Linked DNA regions of Homo sapiens: regions 1 and 3 are each linked to region 2. A link is a contact called in ENCODE Hi-C or POLR2A ChIA-PET data. All regions are on one chromosome and are shown on one strand. Each heading gives the region's core, a stretch centred on a gene start or an enhancer-like site at or near the end of the contact. The rest is flanking DNA. Distances are from core to core; before and after follow the strand shown. Region 1 overlaps VAV2 (vav guanine nucleotide exchange factor 2). Region 2 overlaps VAV2 (vav guanine nucleotide exchange factor 2). Region 3 overlaps VAV2 (vav guanine nucleotide exchange factor 2).

Region 1 (2,858 bases), core at 10-2,509, 41 kb after region 2:
CCCGGCTCCTGTGGCCATGCTGCTAACAACTCCCAAGCTGCTTCTCACCCAGAAAGGGTCTGTTTTGTCAGGGGCTGCCAGAGGGCTTCACCGAGGCCACCTTTAAAGGGCTCACTCATCCCATGCTGCTGTTCTGCAAGGTACCATATTACTAAGTACAGCTCGTGTTCACAGTAGGTGCCAACACATTTCAGAGATGAGGAAATGGGAGCCCAGAGAGGTCAAGTGACCTGCCCAAAGTCACCCAGCAGCCAGGGCACCACCCACATGCAAATATCCCAGGGTGCTGCTTGCTTCCCTTCAAGCCCTCCCTTGCATGACATTTAAACAGATGCCTGGCTCCATGGAGGGCTCGGGATGCAGAAGGTCAAGAGCTCCAGGTGCACAGTGGCATGACGGGATCTCTCCTTGTCTCCCCTGGCCGGCAGACTGGTCAAGAGGAAGGTTTGGTGAGAAGCAGTAGCCGCTCCTCCTCCCTCTGCTCCCCCTAACCGGCCTGCCCCGTGATGTGGGCCTCCTCTGGATAGGCAGGACCCACCTGTCTCCTGGCATTGAAAGCCCAACACAGCCACTCCACAGATCTCCAAAGGGACAGGTGGCTAGCAGGCCGGAGACAGAGCAAGAGGCTCTGCAGATGAATACGGGGAACCCGCGGTGGGGGACAGGGAGCTGGCTGGCCCAGGGGCACAGGTTGTCACACACATGAGATGGGCGGGAAGCTGTCACAACTCACGGGGTGAATGGAGCTCCTGAGCGACAGACTCAGTCCCTGAGGAGGCAGGTGCGGCCTCGACATTGAAATCGCACCAAGTACATCTGTGAGTCCATGTGTGTGACAGCTCGCGTGTGTGGTCGTGTGTGCATGTTGCTTGTGCGTGCTACAAGTCTGTGTGCACTGCACGGCTGCGCAGCTGTATGTGCATGTGTGTACGTGTGTGTCTGGGGGTGGGCAACAAGAAAAGGCCCACGACGGCCACGTGCCGAATTCATAGACACCCTCCACTGGGTGCTGGCGTCATAGGAACGGAGCCCAGAGGGCGCTCTGTGTGCCGGACACCACACCAGGGAACCCCACGAGGCCATCCTGCGCTGCACATTTGCTAGACAGGAAAACCGAGGATCGGTCACTTGCCCAAAGCTCCCCAGCCAGATGCACTCCCCAGGCTTCCCTTCAGCCTGTTCCGCTTCCAGCAGCAATTTTCAAAAGGGGAAGAGGAAAGAAAATGAACCATAGAGACGGCGGGTTCGACCAAGGAGGCGGCGGCTGAGTGCTGCCTTCCTGTACGTGCTCGTGATTCGGGACCGGCGCTCAGGGAAGCTGGGGTCATGGAAGGACAGGGTCCTTCTGTGCTTCCTCACACAAGACTCGATGGGCCCATTATGCGGCCAGCCCAGCCGCACTCCCATGCTGATGCTACAAGGGGCCTTTCACAAGTAATGAGGAACTTGGCTCTGGAGTGTTTTTGGCTTTTAAGAGCTCTAAGCATTTAGGGAAAACAAAAATGAAAGCAATATTGCTGTACGTCCTTACAGTTATTTGGAAGAATGTTAGATCCCAAAGGGTTTGGCAACTACAGGGCACCCAAGCCCCCTCTCACACACCTCCTGCGGCAGACGTGGCTGATCAATCCCTCCGAGGAGCCGGGCGCAGGCCCAGAGCCCTCCTCCGTGGAGTCTAAGGAGGCACCAGCATTCGGTCAGCGCTGACACACAAGAACCTGTTTGTCAACCTGGAGTCAGCGCAAAGGCCCCAGGTCGGGTCGTACAGATGGAACCGGGTCGTACAGATGGAACCGGAGACAGAGAGGAGGCGTGGCGGGCGAGCCAGCCAAGGCCAGAACATGGTTCTCCTGCGTCCATGCATCTGTGGCCCCTGTGGACAATTTCTACAGCTGCTATGACCACAGCAGCCTCAGCCCCAAGCTTGGGGCGCTTTGCCCCAGGATGAACGTGTCACGAGCAGCTGATGAAGGGCTCTGGAGGGCCTGCAGCATCGATGGGGCAGCCCCTTCCATGGGTTCAGCATGGCCAGCTATGCTGGAGGAGCCCTGGCCCTCCATCGGCCTGAATTTCAGGCTTCCTAGCTGGCACTGGGGATGGGGGGAAGCTCAGAAGTCCACCACGGGGAACCACACTCCAGTGACCCAAAACCCAGGGCAGGGGCTGCTGGAGCAGACACCGGACCCCTGAGATAGCCATGGGGTCAGATGGGGCAAAGCCGGCCCCATGTGAAACCCACTGGCCTGAAAGGTTAGGAGCAGAAGTACCTCCCTGCAGGAGGAGGGATGCCCTACAGTAGCTCCCCAGGGCACCTCTGGCTGTGCCCACCCCACTCCCAGGACAGACAGAGAGCTGGGTGTCCCCAGGGGCCCGGCTCTCAGGCAATGATCAAACACCTCTTAGCCCACAGCCCCAGCCGACTCTTCCGATATCGCAAATGTCAAAGGATGACATTTTCCCTACTTTTATTACCTCGTCTGTTCCGAGTCCCAGTTAACAAACGAATGAAGACGCACAGCTGCATTTCCCTTCCTGCCTCCCTCCCTCTCCCGCAGACAGCCGCGGGGCAGGAGGAAAGGAATGTGTGTGTGCTGGGGACGAGGAACAGGGAGGAAAGACAAGAGGAATGATGTGCCACTCAAAACGACCAGGCATGCTGGGGAGCCCACCTGCACCGCCAGCTCCCAAAGCTTCAGGCCTCTGTGCCATTCACCAACGTCCAGGCCTCACCAGGCCACGCTTGGTGAGACTCACTGAGGAACGAGGTGGGGACTGGAGAGCTCAGAGGACAGGCTGTGGTGGTTGAGTCTGGATCCTGGATGGCAGCCCTGGCTCCATCCCCACCCAACCATGGCCTG
Region 2 (2,828 bases), core at 60-2,559:
CCTCTGGACCCAGCCCACTCTCCCCCAGTCCTTGAAAAGCACCTCAAGGCCCTGCCACGTCTGCAAGTGGCTCTGGAATCTCCGTGGCACAATTACATCACTCTCCTGTGGCTCTGTGGCAGGCTGCTGTGTCACACACTGATCCTTTTCACATCAGTGTCTCGGCTAGAAAGAAGCGTGTGGAGGCTCCGTGTCATCAGAGGCTATACTTCGTGGAAAAACTCCACACCCATGCCACACCAGTGTCTGGTCCACAGAGCAGGCCAGTCCTCATCACTTCGGAACAGGCGGGCCGCAGTGGGTCTCTTGTTGGCAGGAACTTGACTGTCGCTCCTGAGCCCCTGGAGGGGAGGCAGCGAGGGAAACTAGGGTTGTCTTTGTAGCCCTTCCTGTTTCTAGCTCTGTAACTGCAACCAGGATAACCTAAGCTTCGGTTTCCCATCTGCAACAGGAGAGTGACAGTTCCAAGGATCAGCCATCATGTACAAGACCAGTAGAGGCTGAGCATACAGTAGGTGCTCAATAAGTGGGAGCATGGCCTATCACCCCAGAGGGCGAAAGGAGGGGCTCATTCAATGAGACGGCATTTAGCACAGGGGCCGGTCTCAACACATAGTGTGGTCAGCATTAAAAATGACAGATTTTTTAAAACCTAGGAGACTAAAAAGTTGGATGGGGGTTGGTGCTGCGTTAGTTCCTGCTCAGCTGTGTTGCTTTTGTGGGTTTCAGGGATCATTCTTCTCTGTCCAGTGGTCCATGAGGAGGCCCGAGATGGCCAGGCAGGAATGTGGAAGCCCAGACGTGAATGGGCCTCCACGGCCAGACCTGGGCCCCAGCCCAGCTCCCTCCACCCCAGGCCAGTGACCACCCCTCCTTCCTTCCTGCCCCGTCTCATCCTTTCACTCCTGCTGTTTTCTGGGAGTCAGCTGCGCTGACAGATGCTAAATCCCGACCATTATTTTTGTCCTCACAATAGCTTGAAATCTTCCAGGAGGGGCCCCGAGCACGGCTGTAGCTCTCCAGGGACGGCAAAACCTGCCACCTTCACCTTCTGCCCGAGACCCTGAGGCCCCAGCCCAACAACCTCGCCCACCTGCCCCGATTCTGTTACAGAAAGGCAGCTGCTCAGAGGCCATTGCCCCCGCCGCCCACAGAAAATCAAAAGAAAACCAACAAACTCTGCTTTCTGCCCCTGGTGAGCCTGTGTGTTTACGGCGGACATAAAATAGTGTTGCTGACAGGCTGGGATGCGCCGCACTGGCCCCGGGCTGTCTGATGCTGCCAAGCAGGGTACCAAGCTGCCATTAGTGTGTTACTAGGAAACCGAGTCGGATGTTTCCTGACCTCCGTCCACACCTCAGGGTGCTTCATCCCCAGGGGACTGGGGTGGGGGCAGCAGAGAGAAGGCGCATCGAGCCTCTGAAGAAGCCGGCTGGGAACTGGATGGTGTGCATGTGGGGAAGGACGGACGGAGAGATAGACAGACAGACAGACAAGAACCGCTTTACACATCAGGGAGCTTGTTCTCACACGCCCTGGCAGACCCTCACCACGACCCATGAGGGAGGGAGGCCTTGCTTTTTCTACAGGTGGGGAAACCAGGGCTCAGAGAGGGCATGAGAGTCACCCAGCTCGCCAAGCCACATAGGCGGGTACCTGCACAGGCCCCAGCTACCAGATTCCCGGAAGGAGACCCGTCCACCGGACTGTCCCTCCTGGCCGTAACTCCCTCTTTTTGGGGGCTTCTTTCTAAGCAGTAAAAGAGCCTCCCACCATCTAAAAATATTCAGGAACCAAAAAAGAACAGCCCCTGGGCCAGGTCACAAGGACTAGGCCCAGGGGAATGTCCCGGGCCACAGCACAGGGTTTCATTTCCCCCTCTGCTATGTGAGGCATGCTGTGTGACCTCCGGCAAGTCACCTACCCTCTCTGAGCCTTAATTTGTGCAACTGCAAAATGGGGGCTGGAGCACCCACCTTGCAGAGTTGTGAGGGCTGAGATGAAGCGGCAAAGCCCAGGGCCTGGCTCTCAGGGGACAGGAGCAGGGATTGTCGAACAGCGTATGGACCTATGGCTCAGATCCTCCAGTATGGGAATCGTGAATGCTCTCGGGACCTCATTATCCCCAGCCCTTCCTCCTACCACAGTGAACCAGGCCCAGGCCTAGTTAGGTGTCCTCTCTGTGCTCTGCTCCTTTATGAATGACCCTTATGGAGCGTTTATCTCAGCAGTGAGAAACAGAAGCAGGAAGACAAGGGAAAGTTGGTGGCAGAGACTGTCCTGCTGTCCTTTCTAAGCATCTGGTGAAGGTGAACTTCAATTCAGCCTGGTAGGGTTGGGGGCTGCCTCTTAGAGAAGGTGACCTGTGGGTTGGGTTTTGTAGAATGAATAGGAGTTGGGCAATCGATATAGGAGATACTACGTACGTGATGGGACTTCTACAATAAAACCCAGCATGTGACGCTTGTTCATTTTAGAGCAATATTTCTTAAGTGCCACTGTGTGTCAGTCAGATCTACGCTGAATACAAGGGAAATAACGTCAAAAGGGAGAAGTCTTCCTCTTCCTGGAGTTCCAGAACAGCACGAGGAGGGCGATTTAGAGGGGGAGGGACCTTCATCAGACACAGCACAGCCCTCTCATTCGGGCCGAAGCCCAGCTGCCTACTCCTTCCTGGAAAATGGCAAGATGAATGCGTATGTCTTTAAAGCTGCCCTTCTGCGCCGGTCCCCTCCCTCTGCAGAGACTGCATTAAATGAGACCAGAGAGTTGCTGTGACCGAATCAGTCCTGAAAGCACTCGAGTTTAACGAGGTATTAAAAATGAAA
Region 3 (2,700 bases), core at 48-2,547, 35 kb before region 2:
GACACAATCCACCTGGGCTTCCACCCCCCATACAACTCATCTGCCAGGGACCTGGGGGCTGCCGCCCTGGAACTCACATGGCCATCTCAAACTGCTCCATCCACTTCCTCTTCATATCTTCTGTTTTGCAGAAAAACTGGAAGCCCTGCTTTCCTTGAAGGTGAATTAGGTAGAAGCCGTAGGACCACTGCAGGGGGGAGAGGGGCCATGCTTGCAATAGACACGGCTTCAGACATCCTGGCACATGTCCACGTGTACTCTCGCCTGTGCAGCATGTGCACGTGTGTATATGCATATGTGCACAGGTGCCTGTGCCTGTGTGAACACATGTTCTCACGTGTGTACCTGCTCTCTTGCCCATGCTGTACGTGCACACGTGCCTCTGTATGCATGCATGTATAGCTGTGTGCCCATACCCTCACGTGAGAATACATATGCGCTTGTGCCTTCACCTCTGCATGCATACTAGTGTGCTCCTGCGTGCATGGGTGTGCATCTGTGCCTGCACGCGTGTCTATGCGTGTGCACCTGTGCATGAGTGTGCCCAGTGCTCCTGTGAGCATGTGCACACACACACTTGTATCTGTCCCTGCAGGTACACACATGTACTAACACGTATGATGCACATGCACCCATGCTGTGTGAGCTCTCCTGTGGGTGCTCTCCTGTGTGTGCTCTCCTGTGGGTGCTCTCCTGTGGGTGCACACACACATGCCTGGGCAGGTCTGCACTCCTGCCTGCGCCCATGTGCGAGGATGCTCCACCGAGTGCATATGTAGATGCATGTTAAGCGGGGGCAGGATCCCAGGAAGGATGAGCGCAGGGCCCCACCCAGGGCCCCTCCACGAGGCCTGACCACCCACTTTCACTTCCTAAATGTGATGCTAAAAAAACCTCACTTCTCTGAAGTAGAACAGTAACAACAAAAAGGCAGGGAACAGCCATGGGCCTGGGGCACCCCCCGTGAAGCCATCCCCGACTGAGCAACCCACAACTGCCCCCTTCCCTGCCTCCCCTTCGGCCACCCCACAGGCCTCGCCATCTCTCCGAGCTCTCGGACAAAGGGCTTTCAAAGTGGTCCAGAAAAAAGAGTTTGGCAAATAGGAGCCTACTGGGTTAGAAAAGATGGCGGGAAAGAGGAACGAAGGGAGGGATGGAGAGGGGAAGCGTGGAGCGGGGATGGGAGGAGGAAAGAAACAAGGAAAGAGAGAGGAAAAGGGGAGAAAGAGGGAGGGAGGAGGGAGAGAACACAGAAAAACAAAAAGGATGATGGAGAGCTGAAGAGAGACCAAGAAACCCCAGCCTCTGACCCCGAGCTCCAGGGACTGAGGATCACGGAGTTTTCCTTTCACACTGTCTTAGCGGGCAAGCCTTTCATCATGAATACAAATCATTTCATCATCGGGAAAGGGAGTGGAGGACGAAGGACCAAGAAAACCCTGAGCCCAGCCCCTCAGGCCCCTGGGTCCCCTGGCTCCGGGCAGAAGTGCCAGCACCAGGCTGGGATGATTGAGGCAGGTGGGAGGACCTGGGCGCTAGGTGCTTACCATTTTCCCGTGAGACTAGGAAGCATGGAGAGGAGAGGAAGGGGAAGACGGTCAGTGAGAGGCTAAGCCCGGCCCTGTGGTGGGTGCCGCAGTGTGGAGGCGCCAGGAGCCCTGGCAGGTGGAACACCCCCCAGTGCCCAGGCTGGGGGTGGGGTGATCAGTGGGGAAAGGAATTTCTTCCCAGAGTGTTGGGTGCTGGTGGCAGGACTGCCTCATGGGCCCCAGTTACTTGTTTTGGGCATGAGGGCAGGGAGGGTCACCCTCAACAGCTCATCCAGTCTGCACTTGCTGGGTCTGGACGAGGGCTACACTGCCAGCCCTGGAGGCCAGGGACTGGACTTTCAGAACAAGGGCTCCTGACCCCCGCCCCCCACCCCACCAGGGCTGCACACGGTAGCTGCTCAAGTGCCATGGGCAGAAGCCTCAGCTGAAGCAGGACTGAACCAGACAGCCAGCCAGCAATAGCCCTATAGCCATGGTCCTGCCCCACAGCAGCTTCGGCCCCGTCCCTGTAGCCCTGGCCCCACCCGCTGGCAGCCACAGGCCCACCTCTGCAGTCCTGGCCCCGCCCCAGCAGCCACAGGCCCCACCCCTGCAGCCCTGGCCCCACCCCAGCAGCCACAGGCCCCAGCCAGCTACATGTAGAGTCTCGGACAAGCCACAGCCAGACCTACCCACAGCCCTCCTCCAAGCACCGCAGGGTGGGACGGGAGAGGAAAGCCTGCTTGCTACAAGGGACAACATGGGCTAGAGTCAGGCTGGCCAGATGGAAAGCCAAGGTTGAAAGTCCCACCCTCACTAGAGGCCTTGGGGTGGCCTCTCCCCTCTGCCTCAGTCGCCTCACTGGGGAGTGGGATTCTGGTCTTGCCCACCTTTCTGGGGGGCGCTGGGCCCGGCGAGGAGCAGGCCTGCTATGAGCAGTGGTCACGACGGCGAGGCAGTGACTCAGAGAGGAGCCTTCCTGCAGAGCGGAGACGCCCACCCCAACCCACCCGGCCAGCATCAGCGGCTGACTTCGAGTCCCCTTCCCCTGGGGTCTGGAACCCAGTGCCTCTCTCCAGGCCACCCCCACGTTCCTGGGTAGCAGGGGGGACCCGGAAGGCCCCACCTTCTTGACGTCCTTGTTGTTCATGGGGTCGTCGGTCATCTTGTG

What was found. Hi-C counts contacts between places; a loop is a spot of excess contacts on that map. ChIA-PET counts read pairs that join two places held with the same protein, here RNA polymerase II (POLR2A). Pooled maps may share reads with other maps.
Region 1: a pooled map shows a loop between it and region 2 (3-fold over the local background). The contact joins two enhancer-like sites. A Hi-C loop is called at or near these places in 5 of 168 maps with a recorded cell type or tissue (CD14-positive monocyte, astrocyte of the cerebellum, endothelial cell of hepatic sinusoid and 2 more), 1 of 37 single-sample maps with no recorded cell type and 4 of 50 pooled maps. POLR2A ChIA-PET finds 5 or more read pairs at or near these places in 4 of 52 experiments (AG04450, GM12878, SK-N-SH and 1 more).
Region 3: a map of B cell shows a loop between it and region 2 (7-fold over the local background). The contact joins two enhancer-like sites. A Hi-C loop is called at or near these places in 2 of 168 maps with a recorded cell type or tissue (B cell and vagina), 20 of 37 single-sample maps with no recorded cell type and 7 of 50 pooled maps. POLR2A ChIA-PET finds 5 or more read pairs at or near these places in 4 of 52 experiments (B cell, RWPE1, activated B cell and 1 more).

The regions. Positions count from the first base shown.
Region 1 is chr9:133,861,657-133,864,514 of GRCh38, forward strand. The region is part of intron 2 of VAV2 (vav guanine nucleotide exchange factor 2); the gene reads right to left. Among named protein-coding and RNA genes, the nearest start is that of SARDH, 120 kb to the left of the region's middle. RefSeq lists enhancers at 124-947, 948-1,770. Within about 2 kb of position 1,260, at least 16 of the 41 ENCODE cell types and tissues checked have a DNase peak (open chromatin) inside an H3K27ac peak, as active enhancers do; they include CD14-positive monocyte, where a contact is called at or near this core.
Region 2 is chr9:133,821,007-133,823,834 of GRCh38, forward strand. All of the region lies in intron 4 of VAV2 (vav guanine nucleotide exchange factor 2), which reads right to left. Among named protein-coding and RNA genes, the nearest start is that of SARDH, 84 kb to the left of the region's middle. RefSeq lists enhancers at 1,718-1,767, 2,108-2,197. Within about 2 kb of position 1,310, at least 3 of the 41 ENCODE cell types and tissues checked have a DNase peak (open chromatin) inside an H3K27ac peak, as active enhancers do; they include B cell and CD14-positive monocyte, where a contact is called at or near this core.
Region 3 is chr9:133,785,699-133,788,398 of GRCh38, forward strand. It overlaps VAV2 (vav guanine nucleotide exchange factor 2), which reads right to left. Exons shown (of 30, transcript NM_001134398.2): 15 at 2,656-2,700; 16 at 1,548-1,562; 17 at 78-187. Among named protein-coding and RNA genes, the nearest start is that of SARDH, 49 kb to the left of the region's middle. RefSeq lists enhancers at 571-980, 1,252-1,804 and a silencer at 2,091-2,250. Within about 2 kb of position 1,298, at least 5 of the 41 ENCODE cell types and tissues checked have a DNase peak (open chromatin) inside an H3K27ac peak, as active enhancers do; they include B cell, where a contact is called at or near this core.